Linked DNA regions of Homo sapiens: region 1 is linked to region 2. A link is a loop called in an ENCODE intact Hi-C map of the cell type or tissue named here. Cell type or tissue: PC-9. All regions are shown on one strand. Each heading gives the region's core, and the rest is flanking DNA. Links, peaks and the distances in the headings are about the cores only. Region 1 overlaps LOC105374925 (a long non-coding RNA gene). Region 2 overlaps LOC105374928 (a long non-coding RNA gene).

Region 1 (15,379 bases), core at 7,861-10,360, 90 kb before region 2:
AAAAAATCACCATTTGGTGGTGTTGTCTTTTCTTATTCCACACAACAACAATGAACCATTTCTTGATCGGATTGTGACATGCAATGAAAAGTGGATTTTATACAACAACGAGTGACGACCAGGTGAGTGGTTGGACCGAGAAGAAGCTCCAAAGCACTTTCCAAAGCCAAACTTGCACCAAAATATGGTCATGGTCACTGTTTGGTAGTCTGCTGCCAGTCTGATCCACTACAGCTTTCTGAATCCTGGCGAAATCACTACATCTGAGAAGTCTGCTCAGCAAATCAATGAGATGCACTGAAAACTGCAGTGGCTGCAGCTGGCATTGGTCAACAAAAAGGGACAAATTCTTCTCCACAACAACACCCGACTGCACGTCATACAACCAATGCTTCAAAAGTTGAGCGAATTGGGCTACAAAGTTTTGCCTCACCCACCATATTCACCTGACCTCTCGCCAACCGACTACCACTTCTTCAAGCATCTCAACAACTTTTTGCTTCCACAACCAGCAGTGTGCAGAAAATGCTTTCCAAGTGTTCATTGAATCCCAAAGCACAGACCTTTATGCTACAGGAATAAACAAACTTATTTCTCATTGGCAAAAATGTGTTGATAGTAATTGTTCCTATTTGAATTAATAAAGATGTGTTTGAGTCTAGTTATAAGGATCTAAAATTCACAGTCCCAAACCACAATTCCTTTTGCACCAATCTAATATATTTCAAAGAAGGAAATCTGACCAAGTGGCTCCTCTAAATCTTCCAGGGTTTCCTGGAGGATAAAGAAGTCCCAAATCCTCAGGCTGAAGATAAGCTCCTTCAGAAGCTCGTCTGCACTTGAGATTTACTTCCAACTCCTGTCTCCATTCCTGGTAACCAGGAGTCTGTCTGGGCTCCCCCGCTTGAGACACGACATGCCCCAGGACTCCCTTTTCCCTAGTCACCTCCTCCTGCCCTCACCTCCCTCAGAGTCAGCCTTTCACAGTCATCTCTTATGACACTTCTCATAGGCCACCTTCCTTGGCATCGCCAAGTGGAGTTAACGGTTTTCTTTCTGCCTTGGTCATGGCTCTACATTTACTATACTATAGTGATATAATTATAGCCATGTGCCACTTGACGATGGGGACGTGTTCTGAGAAATGCATTGTTAGATGATTTTGTAATTGTACAAAGTGCATAGAGTGTACTCACACAAACCCAGATGGTAGAGCCTACTACTTACCCAGGTTATTTGGTCTAGCCTATTGCTCCTAGGCTACAAAAGTAGACAGCATGTCACTGTACTGAATATTGTAGTCAATGGCAACACAATGGTAAGTATTTGTGTATGTAAATACTTCCTACCTAAACATAGAAAATGTTCAGTATGAATATGGATATAAAAGGTAAAAAGTGGCACATCTGTATAGAGCAGCTACCATGAATGGTGCTTGCAGGACTGGAAATTGCTCTGGGTGAGTCAGTGAGTGAATGTGAAGGCCTCGGACATTACCGTACACTACTGTAGACTTTATAAATACTGTACATTTAGGCTACACTACATTTATCAAACAATTTTTCTTACTCCAATAATAAATTACCCTTAGCTTACTATAACTTCTTCTACTTTATAAACTTAAGAAAAATTAAAACTTCTTTACTCTTTTGTAATTAAAAAGAAAGACACTAGAACACGTATTAGCCTAGCCCTACATGGGGTCAGGATCAGCAGTATTGCTGTCTTCCACCTCCACATCTTGCCCTGCTGGAGGATCTTCAGGGGCAATGACATACAGGGACCTGCCATCTCCTAGAATGCCTTCTTGGCTGGGCGCGGTGGCTCACACCTGTAATCTCAGCACTTTGGGAGGCTGAGGCAGGCGGATCATGAGGTCAGGAGTACGAGACCAGCATGGCCAATAGTTGAAACCCTGTCTCTACTAAAAATACAAAAATTATCTGGACGTGGTGGAGCATGCCTGTGGTCCCAGCTACTCAGGAGGCTGAGGCAGAGGAATCTCTTGAACCCAGGAGGCGGAGGTTGCAGTGAGCCCAGATCATGCCACTGCACTCCAGCCTGGGTGACAGAGTGAGATTCTGTCTCAAAAACAAAAACAAAAACAAAACAATGCCTTCTTCTGGAATACTTCCTGAAGGACTTGCCTGAGACTGTTTTAAAGTTAATTTTTAAAAATAAGGAGAAATTGTACACTCTAAAATAATGATTAAAAGTATACTATAGTAAAAACAAACTAGTAAAATAGTAATTCACTATCATCAAATATTATAGACTGTACACAATTATATGTTGTGGCAATGCAGTAGTTTTGTTGACACCAGCATCACCACAAACATGTGAGCAATGCATTATTATGTGATGTTAGGATGGCTACAATGCCACTAGGTGATAGGAAATTTTCAGCTTCATCATAGTCTTGCGGGACCACGGTCCTATATACGGTCTGTTGTTGACTGAAGCATAGTCACTTAGTGCATGCCTGCATTATTTTATGTGTCTTTTCTCCACCTGAAGGGCAGGAGGATGTTCTGTCCAACTCCGTCCCTGGCTCTCAGTGCAGTATCGGGCATCAGTAGGTGTTTAATAAACATTGCTGTGTGCACATGCCTTTAGCTGGCATGGATGGGGAGGGAAGAGCAGGGGATCTGAGTTTTGTTTCATGGATTTATCGCTCCAACAAGCTGTTGTTCTTAGTTAAGCAAGTTTAAGCTCTCTTCTTTCCTCAGAGGATGGTAGTGCGTTAAAAAATATTAAGGTTTTCAATCATACCAGCGTGTATTCACTTTATACATCTCGGGCATGAGGAGATGCATGTTACTATCTGTGCTTCATAGACACATAGCAAAAACCTCCCCTCAGTAAGCAGTTTAACTCTGGGTAAGTGTCCCTTGGTGTCATGAGTTGAGTGCTGTCCCCTCCAAATTCTTATGCTGAAGTCCTAAGCCCCAGTGCCTCAGAATGTCATCTTATCTGGAAATAGGGTTGTTGCAGATGTCATTGGTTAACCTGAAGTCACTAGAGCACACCCCTAATCCAATGACTGGTGTCCTTATAAAAGTGGAAAATTTGGACATAAACACACATGCACACAAGGACAGTGACACATGAACATGAAAGCAGAGATTAGGGTGATGCCTCTACAAGCCAAGGAATGCCAAAGACGGCCAGCAAACACCAGAAGTTAGGAGAGAGCCACAGGTTCTCCCTTGCAGCCCTCGAAAGGAGCCAATCCTCCTGACACCCTTGATCTCAGCCTTTTAGTCTCCAGAACTGGGAGACAATAAATGTTTGCTGTTTAAGTCACTCAGTTTGTGTTTTTGTTTTTTAACAACAGCCCTAGCAAACTAATACTCTCAGGGACCCTTAAGTGAAGCATCAGAAAGAAGCACTTTATCCTAAATCTCCCTTATTGAACTATCATTTTGAAAGCCATCATCTGGGATGATTCTGGAGCCCTTTGCAAATGGGAAAGGAATGGACGCATTCCAGCTCTTTTAAAAATTAAATTAGGCTGAGCGCAGTGGCTCACACCTGTAATCCCAGCACTTTGGGAGGCCAAGGCAGGCAGATCACAAGGTCAAGAGATCGAGACCATCCTGGCCAACATGGTGAAACCCCATATCTACTAAAAATACAAAAATTAGCTGGGTGTAGTGGTGTGTGCCTGTAATCCCAGCTACTTGGGAGGCTGAGGCAGGAGAATTGCTTGAACCTGGGAGGCAGAAGTTGCAGTGAGCAGAGATTGTGCCACTGTACTCCAGCCTGGCGACAGAGCGAGACTCTGTCTCAAAAAAAAAAAAAAAAAATTAAACTATGGTTGTTATTTTCTTTTTTCCTATTCTTTTTTAATTTTTTCAACCGAGAAATAAAACTATCTGGATCTAGGTGCATATACAAATAAATTCAAAAGATATAGACTGAAACATAAGTCTCCTGTTTATCTTTATTTTCAGTCCCAGCTACCCAATTTCCCTCCCCCAGAGGCATCCTTTGTGTGTGCAACCTTATGTATGTGCAGATGTACATTTCATTTTTCTCATAATTGTCATACACTATATAATTATCTATATATTGCATTTATCACTTTATTATAAACATTGGAGATAACTATTAAAATACCAAACATGCCTCATTCTTTTTGATGACTGCATAGTATTTCTTTGATAGATATATTTTCTGCCTATTTAAAATACATTCTCAGCTGACTTTCTCAATCAAAACAAACAGCATTTCCAAGGTAATCACTTCTCAGCCTGGATGAGGCTGAGCCTTTCCACTGCTCTCTCCCTCATTAAATAAATGGATACTCTTTTTCTACTTGAGGTAGTTAGATATGCCTCAACCTCTATGAAAACCTACTTTTCTCATGTTTTATACAGGTGTGGCCAAAGTGGAGCAGCTTATGTCTGTTGTGCAACTGGTGCATCCTGCCCCACCAGATCATATTTCACCAAGTTTTTCTCCTCTGATGAGCTATGCTAAAAATGATCAATTGGACACATGTTATGCCAGATGAAATGTGAGACAACATTCATTAATCACAACCTTTGATTAGCGTATTCATTGCCTTCCTGTGACCTGTGGGCCATTATTCACTTTCTCAATTCTGCTGCACTGAGATTTCAGGACTTGACTGGGTTCTCTCTATTTGCATTTCTAGAACCTTTCTTAAATTCTCATAGAAACAACTGGGAAATGCTTCTTGTTAAACAAGACTGTGCTTGCATTTGTCATCTAATTTCCAAAAATAAGTTAATAAAGCCATTCAGCTGTACGGTAATGATATCCTACTTCTTATGGTTGATTCCAAATGTGAGCTTAAGGGGATAATAACCATGTTGAACTCATAATTTTTCACTTTGAATTTAAGAAGCTCTTTAAACATTAGTGATGGCCGCAAGTTCAGGTGACCTTCAGAATTCCCTTCCCTTTCCACAGTCTCTGTATCTAATCCATTCTTCAAACCCTAACTCATTGCCTCTCAATAGTCTTCAAAGATCTCCTCAGCCTGAATGAATAACGCCTCAGCCTTCCCTCCTTATGCAAGAGCTGACAGCATGGACCTCTACTTGGCTCTAATTTCCTTCAGTCTTGTTTTTGAGATATTTTTTCTATGCCAGTTGCACATATCTCTTGAGAATCAGAATTGAGTGTGGTACCCTTTATTCACAGAGTAGATCAATGTCAATGTCCACAGGGTACAGTAATAATCATCAGACATTCAGCCTCTCAGATAGTAATAGTTAACATTTGTAGAACGCTTACTTCATATGCACCAGGTATAATTTAGAGAATTTGACAGGAATTATATGCACCAGGTATAATTTAGAGAATTTGACAGGAATTATCTCATTTAATCGTCATAATATCTTTTATGTAATAGGTATTCTTATTATTTCCATTGTATAGAAATAAAGAAAGACAGTTGAAGTCACTTGCCTAAAGTCACACAGCCAATCAGACTTCAGATGATGTGATCTTCCACACTAAGGTACCTGTCTCCTCGTGAGCCCCAAACTCTAGGAAATGAATAAAAACTCAGCCATCGACCTTGAATAATTCAGAATTTTAATTAGATTTGCAAGTTTAGTCAATAGATTCTCTCAATGGCCTTCTAATTCAGCACCCTGCTTTTGTCCTGGAGGTGTTTCCAAGAGCTAGTGTGATTCTGTTAAAACCTAAATCAGTTCTTGGCCCCAAACTTTCCAATGACTTTTCATCTCACTAGAGTAAAAGCTAGAGTGCAGATAATGGCCTATGAAGCCAAACAGTGTCTTTCCCACCACCATGCCTCTCTGACCTACTGTCCTACTCTCTCTGTCCTTAGCTCTCGTGCTCAGCCATGTTGCCTCCCTACCGTTCTAAGTCAGGCAGGCATGCTTCTGCCTCCCACCCTTTCCATTGACGTCCCCCTGTTTGAAACTCTCTTCCCCTAGTTAGTTATCCCACAATCTTCTTTGGATTATGACCTGAAGGGACACTTCTCAGGCTACTGACTGTGATGGAATGACTAGTTTCAGACTATTTCGTCTCCTGTAAACAATTAGAAAACAGGACAAGGTATGTGAAGCAAGATAGTTTTCAGACAATGGAAAATAAACAACACCAGACTGCAAAAATGGGGAGAGGGGAGTGTGAGGTGAGCCCCACAGTAGTCCAGCTGTCTGCCTGGAGACTTGAGTTTGAGCAGAGCACAGGACTCTTGCTGGGCTGAAGAGGCAGGGATCAGAATCTGAGGCAACTGAAATAGCTGGAATCTGTGCAAAGACAAAGCCCTAGAAGTCCTTGCATGCGTATGGGAAGCCCCTCCCTCAGTCCACGGCTGAGGGCTTGACTGTATATGTGCAGGGAAAACCATCAGAGGCTTGCCAGATGTCAGCTGCTATGAGGTTGAGACTGAAACAGTATAACAGAGGTTGAGAAGTTCTGGGTGTAAATATGCGAACATTTAGATTAAAATTAAAATTGAGTTCCTCAGTCACACTAGTCACATTGAAGTGTTCAATAGCCACATGTGGCCAGCAGCTGTCCTATTGGATGGTGCAGACACAGAACACTTTCTTCATTGCAGGTACTATTGAAGAGTGCTGAGCTAGAGCTTCTACAATGTAACATTCACAATGCCCAGTATTCAATGATAAATCACTAGACATAAAAACCAACAAAAACCATACAAGGGTAGTGTAATCCATAGTAAAAAATGAAAGCAAAGGAACTATTCTAAGATGGACCAAATGTTGGATTTAGAAAATAAAGACATTAAAACATATATGTTTTACAATATATATTCAAAAAATATATTAATTAATTAGAGACAAATGGCCCTAAGTTGTGAGTAAATGAGGAATTTTTAGTAGATAAATGGGAACCCTAAAAAGAAACAAATGGAAATTCTAGAATTGTGCAATGCCTGAAGTGAATCATTCATCGGAAGAGCTTGCCAGCAGGTTGGAGATGATAGAAGAAAAAGTGAAGTTGGAGACACAGCAGTAGAAAATATCAAATCTGAAGAACAGAAATAAAAAATATTAAGGAAAAAATGAACAAAGGGTCAAAGACCTATGGAACAATATCAGACAGTCTAACTTACGTCTATTTGGTGTCCCAGAAGGAGGAGAGAGAGAGAGAGAGCAGAAAAAATATCTGAAGAAATAGTGGCCAAGAGCTTCCCAAAATTTTAAAAAATGACTTAAAAATCCACGAAGCCCAAGTAAGATGAAGATAAAGGAAGCCCCACCTAAGTACATCAGTCAAATGACTGAACACTGAAGATAAAGTAGAATGTTAAAAGCAGCCAAAGAAAAAGACACATACAGAGGAACAAAGTTAAGAATTATTACTAGTGCTCATCAGAAACAGTAGAGGCTAGAAGACAATGAAACAACATCTTTGGAGATGTAAAAATCCTATTCACACAGAATTCTATATAAATTGAATAAAAATAGTCTTCAAAATTGAAGGTGAAATGAAGACATTTTCAGATAAGCAAAATCTGAGAAGATTCATCACAAGCAGATCTGAACTACAGGCAATGCTAAAGGATGTTCTTCAGTATAAAGAGAATAGTACCAGGAAGAAACCACACAAAGAATGAAGAGTAATAGAAACAATAAGTAACTGAGTAAACAAATTATAAAACATTCATACAATAGACTCAGTAATAAAAAAATAATGACTGATAAATGCAGTAACATGGCTTCAACTAACCAAAGGAAGCCACATTCAAAAGACTTAACATGCATAGTTGCATATTAAATTCTAGGACAGGAAAAACTAACCTATAATGATGTAAATAGTATCTGTGGTAGCTTGAGTGGGAGTAGGAGACTAAATATGAAAAAGAAAGAGGGACGTTTCAAGGAAATGGAAATTTTCTGTAGCTTGATTAGGGTAGTGGATGTATACATTAGTCAAAAGCCACTCATCTGTACACTTAAAATGTGGGAATTTTACAGAAGATAAATTACACCATGGTAACATTGGCTGAAAAAAAAAACCTTAAAAAAGGTAACTTCGGCCCAGTGCCGTGGCTCACGTCTGTAATCCCAGCACTTTGGGAGGCTGAGGCGGGTGGATCATGAGGTCAGGAGTTCGAGACCAGCCTGACTAACATGGTGAAACCCCGTTTCTACTAAAAGTACAAAAAATTAGCTGGGTGTGGTGTCATGCGCCTGTAATCCCAGCTACTCAGGAGGCTGAGGCAGGAGAATTGCTTGAATCTGGGAGGCAGAGGTTGCAGTGAGTGGAGATGGCGCCACTGCACTCTAGCCTGGGCAACAGAAGGTGGCTCTGTCTCAAAAAAAAAAAAAAGTACCTTCTCAATGAGGCTTTCCCTGAGTACCCTATTTAAAACTGCACCCCACTACTCCACTACTCCCTAGCACATATCTCTGTCTAACACACTGGATATTTTTGTCTTGCTTTATATTACCTCCTAGAATGTAACTTCCATTTGGGCAAGAACTTTTGCCTGTTATGTTCAGAGCTGTGGACCATACCAAGAACAGTGCCTAGCACAAAATGCATGCTCAATAAATTTACATGAATGAATGAATAAAGGAATATATGAATGAATGAATTTACCTTCTTTACTGCTATCAGATATAAGATGAGTAGACAGGCTAAAATCATACTGTGAAACTCAATATGCTGTGAAACTCAAGACACCAGATTTTAGTCTAATTCCAATTTACAGGGCAAGAAACCTAAGTAAAAGGGTATTAAACATAGACTAAATACACGGGCCAGCAGTTGGCATGCTATGTGAGGTGCTTCATCTAGGCTCTTGGGTGAACTATAGATGTTTACAATAAAGGTAACCAGATATCTGTCTGTACTTTATCCATTGGAAGATAGGACTGTTTTAGAGAATTAGGATAAGGGGGAGAGAAGTGAAGTTATTTCTCAAGAGACAGGGTGAGTAGGCTGCTATCTATCACCAAGCAATCTACTACATCCTGGCCTCTTTTAAGTTTTCAGTGAATTAGTAAGTCTAAACTCTTAGGTGTAGTGGGCTCATGACACTTGGGTTGCATACATCTCTGGCTACAAAAATGTGCTGATAAGAATATGTGATAGACATAATATTCTAACATGAATGTGAGCGCAATTCCACAGTTAGAAATCTCACATAACATCAAATTCCAGAGAGTTAAAAAAATTCACCTGGTCCACTCTGTTGGAAAGTCCCCGTTGTTGAAGATGTTTATCCTGGAGAAAGAGGGCACCTTCAAAGTGGCGAAAGGCTAAGATAGGAGTGTGGACAAAATATCAGCAGCATCCCATGGCAACACATTCCTGTCGTAAGCATCACACTCTTCCAAAGAAAAGATCAAGCTGCATTTAAGTTTCAGGTGGGGCATGTTTATTTCAGGTAAGCAGTTGATAAAATAAGATTCCAATCTACAAAGTCATGTGGATGACTCTGCAGTGTGTGACCTCAATGCCACCTCCTTCGGGGCAAACTCCAGCCTATGGCTGATCTCTACTGCACCTAGATGGCATAGCACATGCTTTAGCATGTGACTACAATCTGCTTGGTGCTGTGTCCAGGTTGTTAGCCAGCACTGCGCCTCTCCTCCTGTGTCCATCATGAGCATCAGCCTCTCCAGCCCTGATGTTCAGAACACAGTTACCTTATCTCCTCATTTGCTTTTATTACTAAAAATCCCTTTCATTTCTTGTTTTCCCATCTCTCTTTCTTTTCCCCTACTCTCCACCCATTACAGAGTCAGTATTCAAAAAAAAGTGGAGATTGGGAACAGGTGTGGAAAAGAGTCGAAGTACTCATACTTCTCATTTCAAGCCCTTCTGCTGGTTAAAATTATAAATGCCAGGAGTCAGCCCTTTCAACAAAAAGGAAAGGAATCTGGGGGAATTCTTGTGGAAGTAGAGAAGATATTATGGAAGAAAGGTATTTTTGTAAGATCTTGTCTAGAATAGGGCGGTGGAGAAGAGGGCTTAGAAAGAGGGACCGGGGTGAGGCAGGATGAGAAGGGGAGTGAGAGTAAGAGAGAAAATAAACTTACAGATTCTTAGAGAAGAAGGAGGGAGAAGAAATCCACCCAAGGGAATATCAAAGATAACTCAGCAGGGAAGAGCTGGGGCTAGGGAATGAGAGATGAAGATGAGCTGATTTAATGCTTTAAATCTAAGCCAAGAAAACTGAGTGACAAGGAACTGTGACATCTGTGACTTATTTTGACAGTGTCTTGTTTTGGGCAGTGTGAGGGAGTGTCAGGGTTTTGAGTTACTTGTACATGGAGCTGTCTTGGTTCTCAGGACAGCAATAGAAGAGATGGAGCATCGAGCAAGACAGCAGGTGAGAGAGAGAGAGTGTGTGTGTGTGTGTGCTACATTTGAACACCTTAAAGGAGACTCACCTCCTGCCAACTATATGTGGAGCCAGGATCTCCGCACATCCCTATGCTGTGATAGCTACAGGGGATCGTGGCTTCACTTCCAGGGGAACCTTAGATCATACAAGATGGGAACTGCTCTTAGCTCTCCTGTCTTCCGCCACCAAGTTTCCAAAGAGACTTCCTGGAGTAGGAATGATCTTTTCACCCTCATCAACACTGGTAGAGGACTTTTCTCTGAGTAGAAAGTACATGACACATCATGCATTGGTTGCAAACACCAATACAGTAGGAAGTAAAGCAGCATTTTAGCTGAGATCGAAGGCCAAGTCAGTGTGAGAGACAGAGCATAAACAATTTCCAAGTTTATCTTGTACCACCATTCCCTGGCTCATGCCTTGCAGGCCAACTGGCCTCCTGGTTGTTCCTCGAACACAACTTCTGCACCTGCTCTGTTTGCGTAAAAGCTCTGATCTCAGACCTCCAGGTACTCTGCCCCCAGGACCTCCCTATCTAAGGCATCTCCTACAACACCATGTCTCATTTTCAGGTTCTTCATGGCACTTGCCACTCTCTGACATGGTCTAGCGTGTTTATTTATTTATTTGGCTTTTTTGTGTCTCCACCATTAGCATATAAGCTCCATGATAACAGGGATCTTGTCTATTTTCTCCAGCACTGGGGACAGTGTCTGGCACACAGAAAGTCTTCAGAAGATGCTCTTTGAATGAACAAACATGGCTGTGAATGTAATATTTGTACCTTTTATGTTCCATGGAAGGGTTTTGTTCTGCACTAGGTACTGATTCAGTACATTCTCCCAGTCCTACTATTCCATGTCATGATGGTGGCAGCCCTTAACTGACTAAAGAATGTGGGAGACCAGTGCTAACAGTTCAAGACCCACCCAAAAGAGCAACGCTGTTAATTAAGGGAACAAATGTCTGTGGTTCACTTTCGTTGTACTGTTATAAGAAGGCTCGGAGGCCCCCCCCCCCGAGGTGAGTGGAAAGCCCTCTCTTTACTGGGTAAAATAAACCCAATTATGATGGATACACTAGAATTCCCAGGCAAAGATGTCTTGGCTCTGTCTTTGATTCATCTCCATAGTTTCTGTTTGAGGCTGGTCTGGACTCTCATCGGGGAAGGAGGGGGCTGGGGAGGACTGGAGTTATAGATAGGATCTGGACTGACTGCTGGTTGAGCAGCCACTTTCAACTTTTCAAGGCTCTTGACTTGCTTTGATCACTCAGCCAGTAGCTGCTTAGGGCAGCAACCCTGAATTTGTGCTTAGTAGGGGGCTGGCTCATGGGCACCCATGTGGAGAGGATGTGCAAACCTCTTTTCTCTGTGGGAGCTCATGCTCAGTTGGCTTCAGCCCAGAGCATCTTAGTCAGGACTGGCCTGAAATTTGTGTTGTGAAAGGTCAGCCAGCTTCTCCTGTTACCTGCTCCCCAAACTCCATTTCTATGCTCCAACCCCTTCCCCTCATCCTTCATGTATCTCCATGGGCTAAGAGGCCCCAAAGCACAACTCACCAGCCTGCTCTCCTCAGCCCTCTCCACCATCCCCTCCACTCTCCAGCTTCACCTCAGGTCCTTGTGTTTCCACCAGAAGAGCAAGCCCAAGAGGTGCAGGGTGGAGAGGAGCACTGGGGTACAAAGTGGAGAGGAGCACTGGGGTACAAAGATCGGATGTCTGGCCACTTCTTTTTATTTTCATGAGCTGCAACTTTGGGCAAGTCACTTCTCTCTGAGACTCAATTTCTTTATTTATAAATCTGGGATAAAAATCCCCAGCCTCCTACAAACCAAAAAAAGCCAAGGACCAGATGGATTCACAACCAAATTCTACCAGATGTACAAAGAAGAGCTGGTACTGAAACTGTTCCCAAAAATTGAGGAGGAGGGACTCCTTCCCAACTCATTCTATGAAGCCTGCATCATCCTGATACCAAAACCTGGCAGAGACACAACAAGAAAAACAAAACAAAACAAACAAACAAAAATAACCACTTCAGGCCAATATCCTTGATGAACATTGATGCATAAGCCCTCAGCAAAATACTAGCAAACCTTTCCAGCAGCCATCAAAAAGCTAATCAACCACAATCAAGTAGGCTTTATCCCTGGGACTCAAGGCTTGTTCAACATGTGCAAATCAATAAATGTGATGGGTCAAATAGAACTAAAGACAAGACCCACGTGATCATCTCAATAGATGAAGAAAAAGCTTTCAATAAAATTCAACATCCCTTCATGTTAAAAACTCTCAACAAACTAGGTACTGAAGAAACATACCTCAAAATAATAAGAGCCATCTGTGACAAACTCACAGCCAGCACATCACTGAATGGGCAAAAGCTGGAAGCATTCCCCTTGAAAACTGGAGCAAGACAAGGATGCCCTCTCTCACCACTCCTATGCAACATAGTATTGGAAGCTCTGGCCAGGGCAATCAGGCAAGAGAAGAAATAAAGGGCATCCAAATAGGAAGAGAGGAAGTCTATCTCTGTTTGCAGATGACATGATCCTATAGCTAGAAAACCCCATAGTCTCTGCCCAAACACTCCTTGAGCTGATAAGCAACTTCATCAAAGTTTCAGGATACAAAATTGATGTACAAAAATTACGAGCATTCCTATACACCAACAACAGTCAAGCTGAGAGCAGAACACAATCCCATTAACAACTGCTACAAAGAGAATAAAATACCTAGGAAACAGCTAACCACGGAGGTGAAAGATCTCTGCAATGAGAACTACAAAACACTGCTCAAAGAAATCAGAGATGACACAAACAAATAGAAAAATATTCCATACTCATAGATAGAAAGAATCAACATCATTAAAATGGACATACTGCCCAAAGCAATTTACAGATTCAATGCTATTCCTATCAAACTACCAATGACATTCTTCACAGAATTAGAAAAAACTATTTAAAAATTAGTATGGAACCAAAAAAAGAGTCTGAATTGCCAAAGCAATCCTAAGTTAAAAGAACAAAGCGGGAGGTAACACACTACCCAACTTCAAACTATACTACAGGGCTACAGTAACCAAAACAGCATGGTACAAAAACAGACACGCAGGCCAATGGAACAGAATAGAGAGCTCAGAAATAAAGCTGTGCACCTACAATCATCTGATCTTTGATAAAGTTGACAAAAACAAGCAACAGGGAAAGGAGTCCTGTTCAATAATGGTGCTGGAATAACTGGCTAGGCATTTACAGAAGATTGAAACTGGATCCCTTCCTTATACTATATACAAAAATCAACTCAAGATGGACTGAAGAGTTAAATGTAAAACCCAAAACTATAAAAACCCTGAAAGACAACCTAGGCAATACCATTCTGGGCTTAGGAACTGGCAAAGATTTCATGACAAAGATGCCAAAAGCAATCTCAACAAAAGCAAAAATTGACAAATGGGATCTAATTAAACTAATGAGCTTCTGCACAGCAAAAGAAACTATCACCATAGGGAACAGACGACCTACAGAATGGGAGAAAATATTTGCAAACTATGCATCTTACATCTGTCTAATATCCAGAACCCATAAGAAACTTTAACAAATTTACAAGAAAAAACAACGCCATTAAAAATTTGGCAAAGGACATAAAAAGACACTTTTCAAAAGAAGACATACATGTGACCAACAAGCATATGAAAAAAGCTTAATGCCACTAATCATTAGAGAAAGGCACATCAAAACTACAATGAGATACTATCTCACACCAGTCAGAATGGCTATTAACAAAAAATAAAAAAATAACAGATGCTTGCAAGATTGTGGAGAAAAGGGAATGCTTATATACCATTGGTGGGAGTGTAAATTAGTTCAACCATTGTGGAAAGCAGCGTGGTGATTTCTCAAAGGCCTAAAGACAGACATACCCTTTGACCCAGCAATTCCATTACTGGGTATATACCCAAAGAAATAGAAATCATTCCATCATAAAGACACATGCACATGTTATGTTTATTGTAGCACTATTCACAATAGCCAAGACATGGAATCAACCACAATGGCCATCAATGATAGACTGGATAAAGAAAATGTGGTACATACACACCATGGAACGCTATGCAGCCATATTAAAGAATGAGAGCATGTTCTTTGCAGAAACATGGATGGAATTGGAAGCCATTATCCTCAGCATACTAATCGGGAACAGAAAACCAAACACTGCATGTTCTTACTTATAAGTGGGAGCTAAATAATAAGAACACATGGATAGATGTGGGGAAACAACACACACTGGGAACTAACTGAGGGTGGAGGGTGAGAGGAGGGAGAGGAGCAGAAAAAACAACTAATGGGTACTAGGTTTAGTACCTGGGTCACCAAATAATCTATACAAAATCCCTCATGACATGAGGTTACCTATGTAACAAACCTGTATATGTACCCCTGAACCTAAAATAAAAGTTAAAAAAATAATCCTTGGCCTATCTAGCTTAGAGAGGCTCTTAGTTTGAAAGAGACAATGGATGGTGTGCAAATTGAAGGTCACATTATCCTTCTAGGCTGAGATGTTCATAGTTCACAGTTCTTCAGGAGCTGGCCTGGGCAATACAGTTTGATCTAATACACAATAAACTAATTGACAATTGGCTGTTAATGGCCAAAGAGTGCAAGGGTTATACCATTTACATGGCATATAAAAAAGGTACATATATATCTCCAATCTTTTCATGTACATCCAGTCCTAAGGAGGAAATTATTACAGGTACAGGATTTCAGTCTGACCTCAAGAGGCAACATCTTATGGGAAAAGAGGCTTTTGAACACTTAAGCCGTGGTTTTGACAATTGTCCTTTTGGCCATGCTCAAGGGTATACATACAAAGTCTTGTATCATCTGGGCAGGGCCAAAGATGCTACCACAGGCCACCATCACCATTACATAACTCATTATTTTGCAACTCTTGCCTCATCCAAACTGTGTTTTTCTCTCAGTTCAGTTTCTCTTTCAAAGGACCTGATTACAAATTGCAAAGGCCAGGCAGAC
Region 2 (15,379 bases), core at 6,579-9,078:
TAGCTGTAGAAAAAATTCCTTCTCCTGGAGTGTGAACAATTTCTTGTAACTATTTTATTGAGAAATCTAATCTCATGAGGGTTTTTGTTTTTTGTAGCTCTCCTGACTAACTTGGTTTTTTGGTGTGTTTTTTTGTTTTTGTTTTTTACTATCTTTGAGATTATTGAGTTTAGCTGAAAATCCACAAAGACACCAAGGAAAGATCAGCTCTCCACATACACAGGGCCTGCTTGGGAGAACGCTGGTGTAGTCCAGGCCCCACATCACTTCTTCTCTTCCTCAAACTCTCTCAGTGCTCAGAAACCCCTAAACACACATACACATGCTCTCACATATACACATCACACACACTCCCCCACACCCCCATATACACCCCCAACACCACATGTGCACACACTCACATCACACATGTGCATACACACTCCACACACACACGCACTACACACACCCACACCACACACACACAGCCCTCACACCCCATACATACACTCCCGAAAACCACACATACACACATCACACATACACATACTCCCTCGACACAAACACCACATACACACACACCCCTCACACCCCATACATACACTCCCCAACACCACACATACACGCTCACATCACACATGCGCATACACACTCCACACACACAAACACACCATACACACCCACACCACGTACACACACACACCCGCTTCATGCCTGCTACATATACTCCCCAACACCACATGTACATACACACACTGACATACATCATACATACACATACACACTCCCTCTTACACACAAACAGACCACACACACACCCGTACACCACATACACACACACACAGTACACATCATACATACACACCCTTTGTGCTGTGAGGCCCCACAGTGCGAAGGCTGGTGCGTACCAGGCCCCTTGCAGTCTTCCTTCCCATGGCATGACTGCAAGGAGAGGGGAGATGGGGTGCTGGGTCTCCCGCCTCAGACCATTTTCAGCAAGAGCAGCCTCCTGGGGCTCTGAGACCTATCCCCCTTCCTAGTCATATCTTTATATCAAAATTAGCTGTAAACATAACAGTCCTATGACTCACTTGGAATACTACATAGGAAGTCAGGTTTTTGAACAATTTTCCCTTTTTCTAAAGGTTAAAATCAAGGCAGGAAATGCGGAGCATCACAGTACCAAGCCCGTGGGAATGGGGCCCACCCGGGTCCCTGTGCTCAGTCCGGCTCTCTCTGTAGTTCTCCCTGGCCACACCTCTCTGTTTACTCATAATTCTCTTTTCCTAACTACGTGGTGAAGTGGCGTCGGAAGTGATTTCAGATGCCTCCCTCCAGTATGCATTCTCCTGCCCAGTCTACCCTAGTCCACCTTTCTCAGGCTTTGCCCCACAGTTGGCCTCTTGCACTCTAGCCACTCTCTCTCTCGAAAATGCCCTGGGTCTCCCAATCTCCTGGCTGGACTCATCTGAACCCCCTTACCTGAAGAAGTAACCCCTTTCCCTTCCACACTTCCCTAGCTGCATCCAGTCCTACTCCCTCCTGAAAGCATTGCTAAAATCCTGCCTCCTTTATGAAGCCTCCCCCAGTCACCTAGCTTGGAGTATCACTTCTCAGCCTGGAAAGGCTTTACTGTCGTCCTGGGTGTTAATTTCATTTGTTTATTTGACAAATATTTGTTGAACACTTAGAAGGTACTAAAGACACCATGTTAGATGTGGGAGATACAGTGCTAACAGCAACACCATGAACAAGCTTCCTGTCCTATGATGAGTCCCCAGGCTGGCTGCAGGTTCTTTGTAGGGTAAAACTGGGTCTAAGAGCTCTTTGCACCTCTCAGAAGATACTAAGAATTCAATGAGATTTACTGGACCGATTAACTAACAAATGAATACATTCTTTTTTAACACAATGCCATGCAGAGTTTGAAACAACACTGTCAGTAACCCCTCTAAGTAACTAAGGCTGAATATGGAATGAATAGGAAAACATTTAGTCCTTGTTTTAAATATCAAGTGATTGTTTTCTGCATCAAATTTAGAATTCCGGTTTTGCCAAACACATCTCAGAGAAACAGGCTGGCCCCTGAGCCAGACAGCAGTTGTAAACATCTCTTCTTCCTGTTTAGAGACAGTACTGAATTCCAGAGCTGGACCTGTGAAATACCAGCGCTCCTCTCCCTCTAGGGCTTAGAAACGAATCCCTGAGGGTGTTTGTGTGTTTAGACTTCAGTGATGCCCAGTGCTGGTTGAGTGGTTAGCTCACCACACAAACCACCAGGAAAGGGGTTCAAAACAAGACAGATGGGACTTAGAGCAAAGGGAACACAATTACTCAACGGTCCAGAATCTCAATCCTAGAAGCCAAGTTATGGTTAGCCACATTGCTTCATTATTGACCTTGTTTTTTGGTACATATATTCTTTCTTGTACACTGTGTCTTTTTCTTTTTCTAATCAGCCTTCTTCCCACCAACATGGATTGTGCTGAAAGATGGCAAATACTTGTATGCTGACAGTTTTCTACAGCTTAAGACCCGGTTCTTGATGGGAGAAAAATAAACATCATCAGCTGCTTCCTTCCTAATAACCATACTATTTTAAGGGAACTTGAGATTTTGTTTATAAACTACACTGATGGTTATGTAACCAATGAGATCTATATTTCTGGCACATTTCCTTTCATACAGACTCAATTAAAATTTTCAGCCCTCATAGTAATCTTTACATTTTGTGGTTTACTTGACAACCTGGTGAACCTTGACATTTACCTGAAAGTCAGATATGCGTTTTAAGGTATCAGGAGAAAAAGAGTTTTCTTCTGAGGTAAAGGAGGCAGTGTGAGGTTGGTTTCCTGTCTTCAATTAGCATTAGATCATAGGTTTCTCGGCTGGGGGTCCCATGACATCAGGTGGCCAGAGAGATGGAGGAATAGCAGCTCATGAATCACCTGACAGCAGGGGGGATATGGAACAATTCTTTCAAGTCTAGCTGGGACTGTTAACACCCATGCCAGGAAGAGCTGTGTCAGTCTTCTGTAGCCCTGAGCTGGGCAAGGCAGTGGATTTCTGGAGAGGCCTCTCTTTGCATGCCTCAATAATAAAAGACTATCTTTGTCTTAGTTTGTTTTCTATTGCTATAACTGAATGCCACAGACCGGGTAATTTATTTTATTTTATTTTTAAAAGATGTTTATTTGGCTCATGGTTTGGAGACTGGGAAGTCCAAGGGCATGTCCACAGCTTTTGGAAATGGATTTCATGCTGCTGTACGTGGTAGAAAAGCAGCAGGCAGACGTGAGCACAAGCGACCGCAAGAATGAGCTGAGCTTGCCTTTAGAACAACACACTCTGATGAGAACTAACGCGTTCCCGTGATAATGGCATGAAGCCATTTGTAGGGCTCTGCCCTCACAGCCCAATCACCCCTGCAAGGCTCCACCTCTTCCTACTGTTACATTGGCAGTTAAGTTTCTAACACATGAACTTTTGGGAGCACACATTCGAACCATAGCCCATCTTAGGTCTCTAATTACACAGTGCGATCAGCCATGACTAGAGCCCTGCTAACTGATCACAGGTTTGATGAAATAAAGAAAGAGCAGTTTTGTGGTTTATTGTGATCCAGTCCATGGCATCCAGGTGAGAAATTCGTCAGTTCTGCACCATGCATTTATTTCTCTGTTAGTAAAAACTGCATTACAGACTGAATTTTTGTGTCCTCCCAAAATTTATATGTTTATGCCCTAATCTCCAATGTGATAATATTTGGAGATGGGACCTTTGGGAGGTGATTAGGTTTGGATGAGGTCATGAGGATGGTGCCGCCATGATGGGAATAGTACCCTTAGGGAAAGAAGAAAAGAGCAGAGCCTTTGCTCTCTCCTCCATGTAAAGATGCAGCAAAAAGACAGTCATCTGCCAACCAAGAAGCAAGCCCTTACCAGGCACTGAATCTGCTGGCACCTTGATCTTAGACTTCCCAGCCTCCAGATCTGCAAAAAATCAATTTCTGTTATTTAAGCCACCCAGTCTATGGTATTGTGTTACGCAAACCTAATCCGATTAAGACGAGCTATTTGGACCCATTGAAAAGGAAAGGGCTCATAGCCAACTCTTTTAAAAACCTTCCTCTCTTGTCTCCTTATTCACTTTTATGCACTTAAAATTTCTAGTATTTAATCAGCATCTTTTTATGCACGCTGCTATTCTCTTTCTATCTGTTCCAGTATCCTTTTCACCCTCCTGCCCATTTCCCCTTTTAGGTCATTGCCTGGCTACCTCTTACTGCATGTGCATCAAGACTCAGCTCAGGGCCGGGCGCGATGGCTGGCTCACGCCTGTAATCCCAGCACTTTGGGAGGCCGAGGTGGGCAGATCACGAGGTCAGGAGTTCAAGACCAGCCTGGCCAACCTAGTAAAGCCCCATCTTTACTAAAAATACAAAAAATTAGCCAGGCATAGTGGCGCATGCCTGTAGTCCCAGCTACTTGGGAGGCTGAGGCAGGAGAATGGCTTGAACCTGGGAGGCGAAGGTTGCAGTGAGCCAAGATCGTACCAATGCACTCTAGCCTGGGTGACAGAGCAAGACTCGGTCTCAGAAAAAAAAAAAAAAAGACTCAGCTCAGGTGTCTCCTCCTGCATGAAGCCTCCCAATGCCCTCCTCTCCCTCACCCCTAGCCTGGCCTGGATTCTACACACCCCCATAGCACCCTGTGTCACCTCCTTCCAAAGCCTCTATTCTCCTGTGCTTTATTTTTCACTCCCTCTCACTAGACTGTGGATTTCTCATTGAAGGCGGGAGTATGTGCCGAGCTCCAAGAGTAGAATCTTGAGCAGCAGGCATAAAAAAGTGTTTACCGAATAAAATGTGTGTGTCAGTGAAGCCCTTGGAACAGAGATCTTAGGTCATCAACACAAAGGGATGTCATTGTGCAAGAAAGGACCAGGGGGAACAAATGCCGGGCAAGGGCCACGGAGCAGATTAGAGTACAGCACAGATGTTCAAGTCAAAGTGGGGCCCCAAATGTTTCTAGAACCGTTGAGATAAAGGCAATGAAGTAACAGAGGAGTTTGGAATGGAACTGATTTTAGAAGCCCAGAGTGCAGAATCTCAGGAGGAGATGAATTTCAATATGGAGCATCAGAGACTGTGGAATATTTATCTATCTGAACAACAGCTCTTTCATGGGCTGAGTTGTGTCCTTGAGAAAGTTGAGCTGCTCTCAAGTCAAGCTCTTCTCAGACTTTAAGTTGGAAGATAAGAGAGGTATGGGGAGAAAAATGAGAGGCTGGAATTGGCACACACCAGAATTTTGCCTGGGCATTTACCATCCCCAGTCTCTCCTCCCCCCAAATCATGAAGCCTCTTTCTCTTCCGGGTTTGGGTGCCCCAGCAAGACTCCCAGATTCAAGAAGGCCATTCGTGTCTAACACATCTGCCAACAGGGAATGAGAACACCATATCCTCGCCCTGGTCACGCCCCTCCCTACTTGGGGTTTAGCTAGCCCACAGTTTCATGGGAAACTCTTGTTTCTTAGGATCTAAAGGTTAACTTGAAATTCGTTTCTGATGAAAAACGTAAGAAAACTTTGGAAAGCTGAGCTTGGGTGTTTTACCTTAGGTTAGCTTCCAAGTCCAGAAACTCTGCAAACTGTAAAAACTGTAGTGATGGATTTATGTGGTTCCCTGACCAATACAGATATTTGTAATAATAATAATAGAGGAAAAGATAGCACAGCCTCAGAATTTTTTCCCTTTACTCAGCTGAAAATTAAACCAGACAGGCAATTACTAAGGTTTTGCCATAATATGTAATATGTGTACACCGCATTTATGGCACATTACATCTTACATGGTTATTATTCTGCATTCTTCATCCAATCATCTTATTCCTTCTGGTATTTTTATGTGGTGAATGACTACAAGCTGAAAGTCAAGTGAGAAAGGCACTGGTACTGCAATAAAACACTGACTCAATAAAGAAGGGGCTATTTAAAATGTGACCACCACTACAGTGGACCACAATTGGGGATGTTGACAGTGAATTCTTGAAGACTGGAAAAGTACTAAGGTATTAAAGCACCATCTGTAATACTATTTTTACTGCTGTGACTCATTCTGTAATTCATTCTACTATCATGCCACAATTATAACTCATTCCTCTTTCTCAAACATCAAGATTCAATAGCTTTTTGAGTGCTTTTGTAATGCTCTCTGCACTTAACTAGAAAAAAAATCAAAAGAAGAGAATTTCATGTTAAAATAGAAATGTGATATTTAAAAAAATTTTTTTTTTAGATCTTGGAGAATGCTATTGTATATTCTGACCTATTATTAGAGGAAAAGGAAACAGTTCTATTAATACTAAGTATAAACTCAGATCTATTTGGAAAGCGCTTTCAACTGATTTTCTAAGTTGTGAGTCACTAGCTGTTTTTGGTGTTTGGTGTCATTTACTGGGAACTAAATTGAATCCTATTTTGGGTGTATCAGCAAAGATATAATGGATTATAGTAAGTCAGGCTTCTGTTCAGAATTTTTTTGTTCTGTTTCAAACAGTGTTTGGTCTATCTTTTCTTTCTTTCTCAATTCCCTAACTTCCTGTATCTTTTCTTTGGGAGCTAATGTTTTGTTTTCTTTCATTCATTTCTTTCATACTTGTTCTAACTTCCCACTTTTCTCTTTTGGAGAATTTAAATTATCACCACTCAGCAGTCTGGATTTTTCATTCTAAAGATAGAGCTCTGCCACTCAGCTGAGCAGGTGGAGGGTACAATTTGACTTCTTACATCTATTCTAAATAGTAGGATTTTAAGAGAGAGGTTTTATATTTTTTCCCCAATGTAAGAGAAAGTAGCCACATGAAGTATATAAGGGCCTAAGTACAACTTATTGGCATAGTAACATATATGTTATCATAATTTATATATGTTATCTATTATAATTACATATTCAACCCTATATTCTGACTTTGAGATCTAAAAATCAGCATGTATATGTTGTGAACTATTATGTTCTGACCCACCAAAGAGTAGTAAATGACAAAGGAATCTGTTGAAATATGCAACTTTTCCATAATTACTAGGTATAGTGAACTAGTTAAACAAAAAATGTAAGATCAATTATTTCCACTCTGTAGCTCGATGTCTAGTCCAAAGTGAGGCTCCAAAGGTCATACTGAATCAAACCACAAGAATAAACACATGATCAAAATGAAATACATAACTGCCTGTTGGAATAGACTTCTCTGGGCTGCTTACTTCTCTCACATTTTGTGAGTATCTTTAGGGCCAGGCTCTTCTCACCCTCTGGGGCATGTTAGTTGAAGACTTATTTTTGTCAACAGATTGTAATATTCTGAAGGCAGTGATTATGTTTCCTATTGCTTAGTGTCCTCTATAGGGCTAAGTGGCAAAGCTCTAAAAGGGCAGATGACCAGGAAATGTTTGCTGAATTGGAAAAATAAAACAAAACAATTCAAAGGAGGTGCTGGTGCTTCTTTACTTTACAATCCCAGACTCAGTTATAGAATGCTGGCCATAATCTCAGCAACCCAAGCTTGCTTTCTTTTTCTTTTCTTTTCTTTTCTTTTTTTTTTTTTTTGAGACGGAGTCTTGCTCTGTCACCCAGGCTGGAGTCCAGTGGCATAATCTCAGCTCATCTCAGCTCACTGCAATCTCTGCCTCCTGGGTTCAAGCCATTCTTCTACCTCAGCCTCCCAAATAGCTGGGATTACAGGCACGCGCCATCATGCCCAGCTAAATTTTTGCATTTTTAATAGAGATCGGGTTTTGCCATGTTGGCCAGACTGGTCTCAAACTCCTGACCTCAGATGATCCACCCGCCTCGGCCTCCAAAAGTGCTAGGATTTACAGGTGTGAGCCACTGTGCCCGGCCCCAGGCTTTATTTCAAGAAAGCATTCTTAAGAAGCTATGAAATGCCTCTGAAAATTCCTTGCAACCTTGGAGTAACTTGATCCGGAGCCTAGACACTTGATTCTAGTCCTTGATTTTCTTATCACTTTCTGTAAACATTGAATAAACTACTGACTCTGCATTGCCTTAGCAAACAGAGTTTGTGTACATACTGCATCATGGGGAGTTAACAAAACCAACTGAATTCACAGTGGCTGCTATGATCAGGACAACTAACGTGGTTGAACTAGAATGGATCTTAGGAAGTCACTTTTCTTTTGCCAGTAACACATGCATTCTTGTGCATGAAGCAATGTATGGCTGACAGCCATCAACTGAATTACTCAACAGCTCCTCTTTGGTGCAATGCACTGTGTTGGACTCTGATACCCTGAATTCTTGATCCTCAAGGCATCGCCAGGACATTGGACTTTAGGTAAGTTAGGAGTTCTTCTTGGCTGTGCTTAGGCATCCAAGGAGCAGTGTGTGGAGAAGCAAAATTCAAACAGGTGTTATAACAAGGAATTCAATTCTGTACAGCGTCAGAATCAAAGTGACTCCCACATCATGATCCAGTTTGAGCACTGCTCCTTGTGGGCTGTTTGGATACTTCCAGGTGATACTAGAACCCCCTGTAGATTCATTGAATGGAAAGAGAAAGGAATTTAGAGATAGCCAAACCTGGCTAAAAATTTTGGCTCCAACAATTACCAACTATGTGAGATTTTGAGCAAGTTGCTTAAACTCTTTGAGCATTAGTCTCCTCATCTACAAATTGGAAATTATGAGTTGTTGTTGTTATTAGATTAAATGGGATTATGCCAAAAAGCTTTTATTATAATTCATGCCATTTAGCAAACATCAAATAAAAGATAACTTTTCCTCTTCTTCCTTTCCCTCTCCCATCTTCTCCTCCTTCTCCTTGCTCTTCTGCTCTTATTCTTATTCTTATCCCTATTCTTCTTATTCTGTGTCTATACTGGGAAAAGTACACCAGCATGGAAGGCTACATCCATCTTGCATAGAATCAGGTGTGAGGAAGACCCTAGTCCTCTTCATGGCCTTGTGTGCATGCACACACTTATATGTAAAGGCAGGAAAAGGGTTTGAGGTAGAAGGGGAAGATGGCACAGATTTTTTGAGGCAGGGATACTATCTCACGCAACACACCACCTGAATAGCCCCCTGCCCAACCAGTTAACACTCCTTGAGCAGGGAGCTGGTGATACGCTGATTTGGTCTAATTGTCATCTCTCTTCAGTCTCTTCAATTCCTGTGCCCTAGGAAGGTATGTGGAAAGAGAGAGGCAGCACTTTACTAATGGATGATTCTGCATTCTCATAAAGACCATTCTCAAGTTCACAGGCTTCAGAGGGGTGCTGCCTCCAACCACGCCTCACCCAACCCTGGTCCCCTTCTGCTCACTCCAGGGGCCCTACCAGATGAGCTTTCTGAGATCCACATGGTCCAAGGCCTTTCTCTTGGCTACTTCATATTCTAAATGCTGGGGCAAGGAACACAGTAGAAATTAAAGATGGGGAACTTGGCAGACAGGAAAAACAATTCCTGTGTACGCCAACAATTTGTAGCTAGGTCACCAAATTTGAGCTGCAAGAAAGAGGTAGATAAACACAAAACTAGACTAAGAACACATTCATCCATTTATTAATCTATTCAATTAGTTAAGATTATTATTATTTAAGTTGTTATTAATCTGTTATTTAGTTAAGATTATCATTTGGCTAAGATTGTTCGCTAAATCCCTATAATTGTAATCCCTGCTGTAACAGACACTGGGCTAAAAGCTGAGGTTGTAATGGTAAACGAATCACATAGAACACCTACACTCATGCATTTATAGTCTGGTCTGGAATCTTATGGCCTTGATGAGTAAACATCCACTTGTCTAATAATATTTCAGCTACTAGTGCCGTGTAACAAATTATCCCCCAAGTTAGCAGCTTACACCAACCTTTGTATGATGCTCATGGCTCTGAAGTTCAGGAATTTGAACAGGGCACAGCATTCCCTAATGTCTGAGGCTCAGCTAGCAAGACTCAATGGCCAGGGGCTGAAATTACCTGGTGGTGTCTCTGTTCACTTGGCTGAGTTCTTGCTGGCTGTTATCTGGGAGCCCTGTTGAGTTGTTGCCAGGAATACCTACATCATGTGACCTCTCCAACAGGATAGCCTTAGGGTAACTGTGTCTCTTAGGTGGCAACTGGCTTCCCCTAGAGCAAGCATCTCAATAGAAACCGGCAAAAGATGCATGGCTTTTTCGGGCCCTGCCTCGAAGATCATTGGCCATCACTTCTGTCACATTGTATTGGTTATTAAGGCTGAATAGACTCCAGGGAAGGAGAATTTGAGTCCTTTAACGTCTGCTGCTTGCAGCTAATAATGAAGGAGAGGCAAGGTAGGAGCACGTGGGATAGGAGATAGAGCTGTGGACATCTGTAGAAAATGCAGTCTGCAAAAATGACAAGTGTTATGGTAGGGGAAGAGAGGGGAATATATGAGGAGCCTTAGTCCTCATTGGCAAAGTCAGTTAAGAAGTTTTCAAAGAAAATGTCCACCTAGCTGAGGACCAGTGGAAATTAACCAAACAAAAATTACATGTAACATAGTATTTTAAGCAGGTGAAACAACATGGGTGAAGGCCAAGGGTCTGTTGAGAGCCTAGGCCATATGTGGAACTGAAATAGTGTCCGTGTAGCTGCCTTATAGGGTATGAGGGTGATATGTAATCAGGGAGGGTGTGATAAAGTTGGTAGAAAGGAGTGTAGCCTAGTGTAGTGAATTCTTATAATTTTATGTTGTCTCAGCATCCATTTGGAATAAAAGTTGGACTTTTTCATACCCAAAATAGGGCTTCATCACCCTTGACATGGTTTCTAGTTCTCTGTCTTCTCAACTCCTCAAAGTGGTTATTCCAGATATTTGCCTTAAATGACCACCTCCTGGTGACCCCCTCCCCATGGGTCAGCTAGATACAACCTGCTTGACTCACCCCACTGACCCCCACACCCCACATGGACTGTGCAGTGACCACCTCTCAGTCACGGCACAACCCCACAGAGCTCATATCTGCTTGCTGTAAACCCACCACTTAGAACTCGTCATGGGAAACCTAACTGGGGAAGGCCCTGGACTCCAGTAAAGGCTTTGGCCCACAGGTGTCTCTGTGTCTTGCTCCCCATTTGCTGATCGTGCATGGATGTCCTGGATAGCTGCCTTCTTTCCATTGGCCCTGTGAGTCATGCTGCTCTGTGCTCTCTGGGATCTGTAAGGAATACACCGCTTCTGGTAGATTGTGTGTTGTTGAGTTGCTTCCTCTGTATCTCACTTGAGAAACACACCTGAACCTAACTTCTTTCCTGGTCAGAGCTCTCTAGAGCATGGCTATCTTGGCAGGAATAAACTGGACACGAGTTAGACAAGAGCACAAGGGCATCTTCCAGAATAAATGAGTTTCCTGTTTGAGGGACACCCGGTCACAGATGGGACACTTAGTCATGAGGCAATGAGCCAGGATAAAGAAGTACCCTGTGAAAGGCACGTTCTAAACATGCATGGTCAAATCCCCTGGAGCCCCATCAGCACAGGGCTGGAGTTCATAGCCACTCTAGAGATAGAGACCTCATGAGTAAATTAGAGAAAAATACAACATGTTGTGTGTATATGTGTGTGTGATAAAGAAATGAAGCTAGAGGTAAACAGTGTTTACCACATCATGAAGGTTCTGGTGAAACATACTATGGAGTTTGAACAATAGTCAGTTGGGGGCAGAAAGAAAACATTTATATTTTGAAAGGATATTATAGGCAGCATACAAATGAGTACAGGATTCAAATGCAATCAACCCTTAATTTTCCAAAATTCAAACTCTGTAACAGATAAAGATACTTATCCTGGCCATGAAGAAGAAAGTGTAAGCTGCTTGTTTGTCTTCTATATTATTATTTTAAAATTTTAAATGAAAAGTCCTCTTTATTATCCTAAAGAAGTATACTTAAAGCTCAGATACTATTAAATTTCCTCCCACTCCTCAACTTATAAGATTCACATATATAAGATTTTTCTGACTCCTATGAAAAGCATTGGTACACCTGAAATATTGCCCTAAGGCCTTACGTTAAGTATCATTTATTGCTACTATTATTTTTCATAAATATGGAGAAAATCTTCACTCCAAGAGAAAATTTAAATCCCCAGTCACCAGTCTCTTCTCTAGAAAGAATCAAACTTTCCTCAAGAAGCAAAGATGCTGAGTAGGAGATGCCATCATCATAAGACATTTGATGATACTGTGGTCTGCATGGCAAACGGCCTTTTACTCTGTGAAACCATTAATTTCCTGCACTGTGGTTCTCAAGTGTTTGCCTTCTTGGAACAATGATAGGAAGTTTCCTAACATAAGAAGGACTATGACGACAGCTACATGTTGCTCCTCCTAGATTTGGAAAATGTCCCATTGTCCTTCATGCATTAGATGGATCTAAAATAAGAAGTCTAGACAGTGGAAAATGTATGTAAGACTTGAGTTTGTTCCCTATTATTTAGTATTGTCAAATGGAAGTCACTCAGTAATCTCCCCTCTAATCAAAGCAGAATTGAGGAAGTATGCAAGAGTATAAAGTACATATGTAAAAGTAAGGTCATGAATCTTAGGCAGTTTTCCTAGTTCATTGTTAGCTACTTCAAGTTTTTTTAGAAGTAGGTAAGATAAAAATTATATGGAAGTGAAAAAAATTTTATTTATCAAGTTTGAAAGCAGCTTGTTTCTAATATTCAAGACCCTTCACTGCCCAATAGACTTTGATTATAGCCGGTAAATAGTTGGTTTAGTCGGTTTGATACTTTGCCAGTTGACGTGAGGCCACACCAGTCTATTTTATCTTTTACTATATCCCAACACAACAGGTGTTTTACACCCTTTTATTTGAAGAAACTTTGAGAAAGCTTACTATTCAGGCTTTGTTCTTCTTCTTACCCCCACTGGTAATATCCTACATTTCAAAACGAAGTAGTAGTGTTCAACTTTGTTCTTCTTTTCTACATTTTCTTTGGATACTCTAAGTCACTTGAATTTCTGAATGAGTTTTAGAATCAGCTTTCATTTTCTGAAAAAAAGAAAAGAGATAAAAAATGCATCTGGGATTTTGATTGAGATCATATTGATTCAACAGAGAGATTTGGGGAAAATTGATGTCTTAACAATACTAAATCCTCTGACCCAGGAACAAAGTCTCTTCATTTTTTCCCCTCTAATTTCTCAGCAAAGTTGCATCATTTTCAAGGCAGATATTTTGTCAGATTTATCCCTACTTATTTCGTTTTTTTTGCGCAATTGTAAATGATGTCATTTTTAAAGTTTTTTCCATTTCCAATTGTTCATTGCTAATTTATAGAAATACAATTAAATTTTGTATATTGATTTTATATTCTAAAATTTGCTACCCTAACTTACTGGTTCTAGTAGTTTTTTATAGATCACACTGACTTTTAAATATAGACAATTATATTGCCTGCAAAAGAAAAATTTTTCTTCCTTTTCAATCTTGATGCCTTTTATTTTTTCCCCTTGCCCTATTATACTGGCTAGATTCTTCAATACAATGTTGTATAGAAATGGTTGCAGCAAGCATCCTTGTCTTTTCCTTCATGTTTGGAGAAAGGATTCAGTCTTTCATCATTAAGTTTGATGTTAGTTCTAGGGGTCTTTTTTGTTGATGCCATTTATCAGGTTGAGGAGAGCCCTTTATATTCCTAGTTTGCTAAAATGTTTTAACAGGAATGGTGGTTGGATTTGTCAGAGGCTTTTTCTGCATCTACAAAGATGATCACGATGTTTCTTTTTTTGTTTGTTATGGTGAATTACATTAATTGTGTTTAAAATGTTAAACCACTCTTGCACTCCTGAGATAAACCTCACTAGGTCATGGTGTGTTATCGTTTTCATTTGTTGTTAGATTGACTTGTTAAATTTTTGTTTAGGATTTTTACATTTAAGTTCATGAAAAATATTGATACGTAGTTTTCTTATCTTACAATGCTTTGTAATGTCTTTATCAAGGTAATTCCAGCTTCATAGAATGAGCTAGGAAGTGTTATCTGCTCCTCACTCTCTGGAAATGTTTGTACAGAGTTGATATTATTTCTCTCTTGACTGTTTGGTGGAATTCACCAGTGAAGCCATCTGGGTCTGTAATTTCCTTTGTGGGTTTTAAACTACAAATTTAATTTCTTTCATAGATGGGGGTCTATGCAGATTTGTTTCTTCTTGAATGGGTTGTAGTAATTTGTGCCATTTAAGAAATTTGTTTAACCTAAGCTATCACGTTTATTGACGTAAAGTTACTCCTAATATTCCTTAGTATCCTTTTAATATCTCATATGGTTTGGCTGTGTCCCCAACCAAATCTCATCTTGAATTGTAGCACCCATAATTCCCGCGTGTTGTGGAAGGGACCCAGAGGGAGATAATTGAATCATGGGGGTGGTCTCCCCCATACTGTTCTTGCGGTGGTAAGTCTTCTAAGATGTAATGGTTTTATAAGGGGAAACCACTTTTGCTTGGCTCACTTTTTTTTTGGCCTGCTGCCATGTAAAATGTGCTTTTTGCCTTCTGCCAGGATTGTGAGACCTCCTCAGCCACGTGGAACTGTGAGTCTATTAAACCTCTTTTTCTTTATAAATTACCCAGTCTTGGCTGGGTGCAGTGGCTCGCGCCTGTAATCCCAACACTTTGGGAGGCCAAGGTGGGCAGATCACAAGGTCAAGAGATCAATACCAGCCTGGCCAACATGGTGAAATCCCATCTCTACTAAAAATACAAAAATTAGCTGGGCATGGTGGCACATGCCTGTAGTCCCAGCTACTCAGGAGGCTGAGGCAGGAGAATTGCTTGAACCTGGGAGGCAGAGGTTGCAGTGAGCTGAGATTGCGCCTGCACTCCAGCCTGGGCAACAAGAGTGAAATTCTGTCTCAAAAAAATAAATAAATAAATAAATAAATAAATAAATAAATTACCCAGTCTCGAGTATGTCTTTATCAACAGTGTGAGAGCAGACTAATACAGTAACTTGGTACTGGTAGAGTGGGGTGCTGCTGTAAAGATATCAGAAAATGTGGAAGCAACTTTGGAACTGGGTAATAGGCAGAGGTTGGAAGAGTTTGTAGGGCTCAGAAGAAGATAGAAAAATGTGGGAAAGTTTGAAACTTCCTAGAGACTTGTTGAATGGCTTTGACCAAAATGCTGATAACGATATGGATGATGAAATCCAGGTTGAGGTGGTTTCAGATGGAGATGAAGAACTTCTTGGTACCTGGAGTAAAGGTAACTCTATGTTTTAGCAAAGAGACTGGCAGCATTTTGCCCCTGCCTAGAGATTTATGGAACTTTGAACTTGAGGGAGATTATTTAGGGTATCTGATGGAAAAGATTTCTAAGCAGCAAAGCATTCAACAGGTGACTTGGGTGCT

What was found. Hi-C counts contacts between places; a loop is a spot of excess contacts. Peaks named below come from ENCODE experiments on the same cell type or tissue, not always from the same donor. Only the 100,000 strongest peaks of a DNase experiment are listed, where the experiment ranks them.
Region 1: it touches region 2 in a loop (9-fold over the local background); 6 of 110 quality-filtered maps call a loop at or near these places.

What each region holds. Positions count from the first base shown.
Region 1 is chr6:11,335,130-11,350,508 of GRCh38, forward strand. LOC105374925 (a long non-coding RNA gene) reads left to right here. Exons shown (of 6, transcript XR_001743967.2): 6 at 1-661. It also overlaps a transcript of NEDD9 not described here. Among named protein-coding and RNA genes, the nearest start is that of NEDD9, 110 kb to the left of the region's middle. RefSeq lists an enhancer at 8,828-10,027. In PC-9, for the core only: no CTCF peak of the experiment used is centred there; a DNase peak (open chromatin) is centred at 9,352; H3K27ac peaks cover 2,500 bases.
Region 2 is chr6:11,426,863-11,442,241 of GRCh38, forward strand. All of the region lies in intron 1 of LOC105374928 (a long non-coding RNA gene), which reads left to right. LOC105374929 (a long non-coding RNA gene) reads left to right here. Exons shown (of 3, transcript XR_926485.3): 3 at 2,439-2,698. Among named protein-coding and RNA genes, the nearest start is that of TMEM170B, 100 kb to the right of the region's middle. In PC-9, for the core only: no CTCF peak of the experiment used is centred there; a DNase peak (open chromatin) is centred at 8,049; H3K27ac peaks cover 2,485 bases.